Linked DNA regions of Homo sapiens: region 2 is linked to region 1. A link is an interaction called in ENCODE POLR2A ChIA-PET data of the cell type or tissue named here. Cell type or tissue: A673. All regions are shown on one strand.

The links. ChIA-PET counts read pairs that join two places held together with the same protein. Peaks named below come from ENCODE experiments on the same cell type or tissue, not always from the same donor. Only the 100,000 strongest peaks of a DNase experiment are listed, where the experiment ranks them.
Region 2: POLR2A ChIA-PET joins it to region 1 with 21 read pairs; 1 of 35 experiments calls an interaction of 5 or more read pairs at or near these places.

Annotation. Positions count from the first base shown.
Region 1 is chr5:45,401,586-45,405,585 of GRCh38, reverse strand. The region is part of intron 3 of HCN1 (hyperpolarization activated cyclic nucleotide gated potassium channel 1); the gene reads left to right. Among named protein-coding and RNA genes, the nearest start is that of HCN1, 290 kb to the left of the region's middle. In A673, no CTCF peak of the experiment used is centred here; DNase peaks (open chromatin) are centred at 1,985 and 2,605; H3K27ac peaks cover 1,060 bases.
Region 2 is chr5:45,271,900-45,275,899 of GRCh38, reverse strand. The region is part of intron 6 of HCN1 (hyperpolarization activated cyclic nucleotide gated potassium channel 1); the gene reads left to right. Among named protein-coding and RNA genes, the nearest start is that of HCN1, 420 kb to the left of the region's middle. In A673, no CTCF peak of the experiment used is centred here; a DNase peak (open chromatin) is centred at 2,029; H3K4me3 peaks cover 474 bases.

The sequences.
Region 1 (4,000 bases):
AATTTTAAACATAAGCTGGTCATGTTGGTGCACGTGTATAGTCCTAGCTACTCAGGAGGTTGAAGCAGGAGGGTCACTTGAGCCTAGAAGTTCCAGCTGCAGTGAACTATAGTTGTGCCAATGTACTCCAGCCTAGGGAAGAGAGCAAGACCCTGTCTCGAAATAATTAATTAATTGATTAATTAAGTCAAAAGTCATTCTATGCCCAGGGTTGGCATCCTTAACGCCTGCATTGTTCAAAGACCAACTGTTTACAGATAATAAAATTATGGTGTATTCAAGTAAACACACTCTTTTTGACACTGATGACCTGTTATACTTCTTATGACTGCAAATGAATTATGCTACACTATATTCTTTTCCTTAAGAACTTTTAAATGCAACTTTCTATCTGATTGGCATTTCCAAAATTGATAAAAATGATATGTTTATGCAATGACTGCAGGAAAAAAATAGACATGCTGATCAACATTCTGTAGCCTAGCTCTAAAGAATTTATACTCTACTCATGGCTTTCTAATTTCACCTCTTTATTATCCATTAATTCTTCAATATTTTAGCAGTTGGTTTGTGCACTTCAGAGTCTCTGAGTGCCATATTTTAGATTTTCCTAAGATTTTACCTACTTCAACACGTTTATACTTGTATTTGCTTGCAAATAATAAAGAAAAATTAATTCTGATATTCAATAATGGAAAGTTTTGGCCCCCTAAATTAAATAAATTTCAGCTCATGTGAAAGCTAGTGGACTGGAGAGCTTTTGTTCCCATGGCAGGCTACTGAGTGGCTAAGTTTGAATTGGATATATTATGTCAGGAGGTCTAGGACACTGGAGAATAAATATTCCTTTTTCTTTCTTTTTCCTTTTTTTTTTTTTTTTTTTTTTTTTTTTGCAAATAGCCCTTCATCCTGACTCCCTAAATTTAGTAACAATATGGACAGGATGACTAGAAAGTATTTTCATTCAAGCCTATAGAAAGCTCAAAATGCATTATTACTAAGAGAAAGTTCTCAGGTGGAATAAGCAAAGGTACTTACTATGTTCCCATTAATTTGACTCAATATCTTTTCCTCAAAAAAAAAAAAATTATTTTCAGTGATGCCTAAGTGAAGTGATTAACTAAATGAACACTTTTAATAACAAAAACATAATCTAAAAGGAACAATTTGTTGGTACATTGTTACCTAAAATGAAAACAAGATAAACCTCAGTTGAAACAGTTCCCTTATATTTTATTTGCTTATTGTCTGTGGGATTCAGATTATATGAAACTGGGTATATTTGGACTGTATGGTAAAACACTTTGAGTATACAGTCTCCCATTCGCATATAATATCATATTAGTAATGTACACTAAAATATAATACAGTCATCTTTACAAGGTGAAAAAGGAATAGCCATGTAACACAAGAAAAAAGGCAGAATGGGATTACAAACATTCCTAGATTTTCACAAAACTTTCTCAGATGATAGCCTAAATCTCCCATTCAAGCCATCATTCAATGGTAGTAGATTAAAATAAGGCAAACAGGATGCCCGAAGTGGGGCAAAAAAACCTATGACTTTTGTAGGCTTATAAAAATGAGAGCAGTGTAATGTAATAATACTGTGGTCCTTAGAAGGAGACTGCATGGGTTGAAAACACTGAATCTTCCACTTACAAAATTTTAACCCTGGGCAAGTCGCTTAGGTTCTCTGCTTCAGTGTCATTATTTGTCAAATGATGGTAAGAATAGTACTCATGATTAAACTAGTTTAACATAATAATTGGTGCTTTGAACAGTTTAGAACCATGTACCTGATTTATAATATACTGCTTATAAGGATAACATTTTGTGTGTGTTTTATCACAGTCAATCTATTTTTTCTCCTTGAGCCCTGATATGGTTTGGCTGTGTCCCCACCAAAATCTCATCTTGAATTGTAGTTCTCATAATCCCCACATGCTGTGAGAGGAACCCGGTGGGAGGTGATTGAATCATGGTGGGGGAGTTATCCCCATGCTGCTGTTCTCATGATAGTGAGTGAGTTCTCACTAGATCTGATGGTTTTATAAGGGACCTTTTTCCCTTTTGCTTGGCATTTCTCTTTCCTGCCACCCTGTGAAGAAAGGCGTGTTTGCTTCCCCTTCTGCCATGGTTATGTTTCCTGAGGCATCCCCGGCCATGCTGAACTGAGTCAATTAAACCACTTTCCTTTATAAATTACCTAGTCTCAGGTATATCTTTATTAGCAGCCTGAGAATGGACTAATACAAGCCCTTTGTTCCTGGGATTTTAATGATATGTAGGTATGATGGAGGAGGGGTTAGGATGTCATTCCTCTACTTGGAATTCTTTCAACACCAGCCTCAGAATCTGCTACTTAAATGCTCACTTTCCTTTGTTATGGTTCACTTGGCCCTTGCAAACACAAGCAATGTGTGTAGACAAAATTCAGTGTCTAAAGAAAGCAATATTGGCCTTGTAGAGTAACAGAGAAGATCCTTATGCCTAATCATTCACTCTTCATGAAGAATAGCCTAAGGACCAGATACAGTGGCTTATGCCTGTAGTCTCAGCTACTCAGAAGGCTGATATGGGATTGCTGGAGCCCAGGAATTTGAGGTTACAGCTCAAATTCTATGAGCTATGGTTATGCCACTGGACTCCAGCTTGCATAAAAGAGTGAGACAAAAGAAAGAAAAGAAAAGGAGGGAGGGAGGGAGGGAAGGAAGTAGAGGAAGGAAGGAAGGAAGGAAGGAAGGAAGGAAGGAAGGAAGGAAGGAAGGAGGAAAGAAAGGAAAGAAAGGAAAGGAAAGGAAGAAAGAAGGAAAGAAAGAGGAAGGGGGAGAGAGAGAGAGAAAGCCTATATTTCATTAATCCTTCTGAATTTTCCATGAATCCCTAATATTCTACATTCTGTAGATACTGTCTTCTCAAAATTGTTATTGTTGTTGCTTTATACTTTTATATTATTTAAGTTCTCATTTCACTTCTCATAAACTTGTAATAACATTTATACTGACTTCTGTATTTGGTCCTTATTACATCCTTCCTCTACCTCAGGATTTTTCAGCCTCACCACAGCTAATATTTTGGACCTCCCAATTTTTTGTTGTGAGGCAGGAGAGGGAGTCTCCTCTGAACTGCAGAATTTTTAACAGCATCACTGGCCTCTACCCTTTAGATATTAATAGCACCTCTGCCAGTTGTGAAAACTAAAATGTCTGCTGATGTTGTATGTTGCCATGTCTCCTAAGTGGTAAAATCATCCTTAGTTAAGAACCAGCACTCTGCAATTCTGCCTGATCAATCTTCCTAAAATACGGTTTAGATCATATCATTCTCTGCTCACAAGTTTTCATTGGCTTCCCGTTTTGTACTGAAAATGTTTAAGGACTCAGACTCTGGTCATCACTGTGTTGCCTGGTATGTTCCCTATTCTGTCATATTTCTGGTATGCTCCTCATTCCCTCCTGTTTCTTCTCTACAATTTAGACTGGCTAAAATTTTATATATGTACACACACATACTATGGGGTTTGGTAACTTTTCTCAGCCTCCAAATACTCCTACTCCCCATCAAACTTCGTGTTTTAGATTTTTACCTGCATGACCCATGGTCTTACTCAAATTCCCTCACACAGTAGTTCAGTTTAAACCCCTGTTGGAATTGAGATGGTCCTTGTTTTTTAAACAAGGACCTTGTTTAATTAAACCTTGTTTAATTAAAACTCAGTATAAAAGTGGCTAAACAGAGCAGTGAAACAAAATATTGAGCCCAGACACAAATACCATTTTTATAGAGACAATATATAATAAAAGAGATATATTTCTCTATATGGAGACCTGTTGATTTACTAAAAGTTATATACTGGCACAAAAGACATTCCATTAATTTAGAATAAAGAAAATGTGAACTTTTCTATATCCAAAAAAAAAAAAAACCTTTCTCTAGGTAATACGTGTAAGTATAAGTAAATATAAAAAATAAAATAATCTGAAAAAACATTCAGGAC
Region 2 (4,000 bases), 130 kb after region 1:
TTTAAAGATTGAAAGGGACAATTTGGAATGGTCTGGTGAATTTTTAAAGACAGATAGAAGCAGAAAAATTGTGGTTTTACCCTTCTTAGCTTTGATATTTTTATGTTATTTTTGTTACAATCACAAAACAGAACCCCTTTAATCTGTTTATGTCACATGGGCTAACACGCGGCTACCTGAGATTGTTTCCTACCTACGTAACATATCTGTAATATCAGTAATATCCATTAGGTATTTTAACTTGCCAAAGACAAGTAGTACAAATATATATTCTATATAAGTTTACCAACAGTATTATGTAAAGCTGATTTTATGCAAGCTGAAGGAGTTACAATGGAAATGAAAGACACAGATAAAGAAGAGGAAAGGGAGAGAAGTTAAGGAGTAGAAAGTGTAAACCTTAATTTCAAAAATTCACATATACAACAAAATCAAACAATCATGTTACAAACATGTTTATGATTAGTAGGAACCAGATGAGAGCTTTGTATTATAACTTCTGTCAATTGGAGCCAAAGCTTCACAAAAAGATTTGCCTATTTGGTATATTGTATTCAAATGTGAGCACCTTGTTTTATGAAGAATATTTTTAATCTGATGTAAGCCATTTTCAGTTATTGATTGATTCACTTATTTCCTTTTTTTTTTTTTTCTGAGACAGAGTCTCACTCCATCACCGAGGCTGTAGTGCAGTGGCACGATCTCAGCTCACTGCAACCTCCATATCTTGGTTTCAAATGATTCTCCTGCCTCAGCCTCCCAAGTAGCTGGAGTTTCAGGCGCCTGCCAACATACCCACTAATTTTTTGTATTTTTAGTAGAGACAGGGTTTCACCATGTTGGCCAGGCTGGTCTTAAACTCCTGACCTCAAGTGATCTGCCCCCCTCGGCCTCCCAACATTCCATATTTCTTGAAACAAATAATATATGACAATGTTTGGTAAGTGATGACATTGCAAAAGCAATCATTGCACTTCCTTTAAAGACCTTATAGTTTAGTATAAAGATTATAAACAAGTAAGTCCAATAATGTAGGAACTAAGATGCAAGATGATCAAGATACAGAGGAAGCACAAAGATAAATTTTCCCTGGGACAATTAAGAAAGAGTATTAGTGGATGTGAAACCATCTTCCTCAAGACACAGTCTAAGGAATTTGTATGATTAGTTTATGAACAAATTGTTTATGAGATGGTGAAAGATGATAGTTATATATCACAAATTTGGAGAGCTACTTGATGTGTGAAGCATTACTTTTATTTGCTTCTAGCAGGTACCATCAAAATCATAAGGAAAAATTAGAATACAAGGAAATGGGGAAAAAGGAAGGAAATTAATGTTTTACGAGTACCCACAATGTGCCAGGCTTGTGGTGGCACTCTTTATAGGCACTGTTTTATAGGCACTCTTTTACAGGCACTGTTTTAGTTAACCACATAACAGCTTTGTCAATGAATAACTTTGCTAACACATAGCTTGTCTGAAGAGTTGCTACTAGGTCAACATTCAGAGGCCCACGTGATCACTCTAATTTATATGTTTTAAGAGAGATGATTTGATTGAACTTGGAGCTAAGATTTGTTTGATAAAACAATAACTTTATTTGATCTAAATAACCATAAATAACAGGGCATGAGTAGTAGAAGAGGACACAAATAATTGTGCAATTAGGAATGTATCTATGTGAGTTGAAATGACTAGTTATACCCTTAGTAAAATGAAAAATTGGGTATTCTGGTTATTAGAATATTATAATATGTAATCTATACATGAATAATACCTTCTTTATATCTATATTTAGAAATTTGTTGTATTCAATCTCTTTTTCAGAAGATTGTACAAAATGTGAAATGCATTAAAGTACTGTACTAAGAAATCAATCAAATACTAAAAAATTTGCACCTATTTAATGTTCTTTCCTAGTCTAAACTTCTTTCGATTTCTATTCAAATCTATTTGATACCCAGAGTACTTCTACCAGCCAAACATGATACGCAAAATGATTTAAGCCAGATGTTATCATTTCCTGTGCCATACAGAGGCAGTGTTTTACTAGTTCACTAATATAAATACAGAAAGTCTACAAAGACAAAAAGAAAGCAAAAAAGTGATATTTTCTGTTACATGTTATTATAACACAGTGAATTAGAAATCTAAATAATTTATAGGAAATTAGTATTTTGATGCACAGCAGAGAATTACTTTTATTTCATGGTATCAGTTACTAAAGAAGGAAGCAGCTTTTGTTTAGGTTACTATGAGAAGCTAAGTACAGTTTTGCCCAAAATTCTAGAAGCTCAGGTTAAGCACATTACTTTAGAAATTTCTGTCATGAGTTCCTGATTAGCTCTGTGTCACAGCAATGTCAAGTTCAGTTTTAGAGGTCAGGAAAATATTTCTGAGTTGCAAAACGTTTGAAGCCATTTGCCCTACCTTATAAAAATGACTGTTTATGTAGGTGACAGTAATGTCAGGTGGACTTAAATGTTTATAATCAGGGTTAACTAATGCCAGCAAAAATAGCATTGAGAAGTTGATATATCTCATACCTTAAGGATTATTAAAGGTATACAAATAATGTGCTAGGCCAAATCTAGTCTCCCAGGCCACACTCTTTCTGACACTGAAATTGGAAACAGAGTTGTCTATGTTCCTATACAGGATGCATTACCAATAGTTTTCATCTTAACTAGGTGAAATAACTACTTAGCCATTCATAAACGCCCTATAAAGAAAACCAGGAAAATTCTACCGAATTAAAATTAATACGCTAAGTCCCCATTACTTTTACAATTTATTATAATATGTAAATACGCATCCAGATGAAGGGACCTATTACCCAAGTAAATTTGCACTAAGATTCTTAAAACAGTTATTACACCACTGGGAAGTTCTTAGTTGAGCTCTCAGAGAGTATACAAACAAGAAAAAAGCAGAAAGGCTGGAACAGACAGATTCTAGAAAGTATGCCAAGACAATCTTTAAAAAGCTTGCATCTGTAAACTGCACTGAATCTGTTCTTTGGGAGTCCAATTTTATTTTATTTTGTATTTAACTTTATTTGCTTTATGAAATCAACATGCATATCTATAAGCAGGTTAATTTTCTTCCTGATGAGTAAAGGCATGTCTACATTGAAAAAAAAATGACCAAATCTTCCAGATAGTTTTCTTTATTATAAACATTGCACAAAACCTCAGAGATATGTTATGTTCCTCAAAGAAAGTACGTAAAACATTTGGCAAGTTCTATGACCAAGGGAAGATGCCTAACAGGTGAACCAATATTATCCAAAACTTAAGAAGATAACTTAGTGTGGGTTTTATGTTTATTCACTGTAATTGGGGTATGCATAAGCATTTTTAAATCATTTTGCCTGGGCTGGAAACTCAATGTAGCAGGCACTATAAGGGATATTATAAGGTAACTATATGGTTTCTGTCTTTAAAATGTCTTAAACCAGCTAGGTTGATAAAGCCATTATTTAGGAAACAGAAATTCAGTAGAATAAAATAAAATGAAATAGTGATAAACTAATACATACATAATTTCTAAGGTACCTAAAGGATAGTATGAGCTACAGATGACTAATTTTTTTCTATATATATCCTTTATTTAAACACCCCCCATCCCCGCCAAAGACACATATACACACAGATATGGCAAATACACCAAAACTCTGTAACACCTAACAAAGGGCTGTGTTTACTCAATAAGTAGATTTTCAAAATAGCTTAATATTGTATCAAGAGAAAATTAATCTGGACATTCAATTCATGAAATCTAAGCCTCTTTGATCAGAAAGTTTACTCTTTTTTCGTTGCTAAGGGTGTGCCATTTCTTAATTCTGTTATTCATACTAGAAACAGAGTATGGAGGCTTTAAAAGAAGAGATTATTTTAAGTGTTTTTCATACTTCTTAATGACTATTTCTCCTCTCATGAATAACCTTCAGTTGTTCTTTTTCTCACTAAGAAATTATTGAGGACATGCAGCAAGG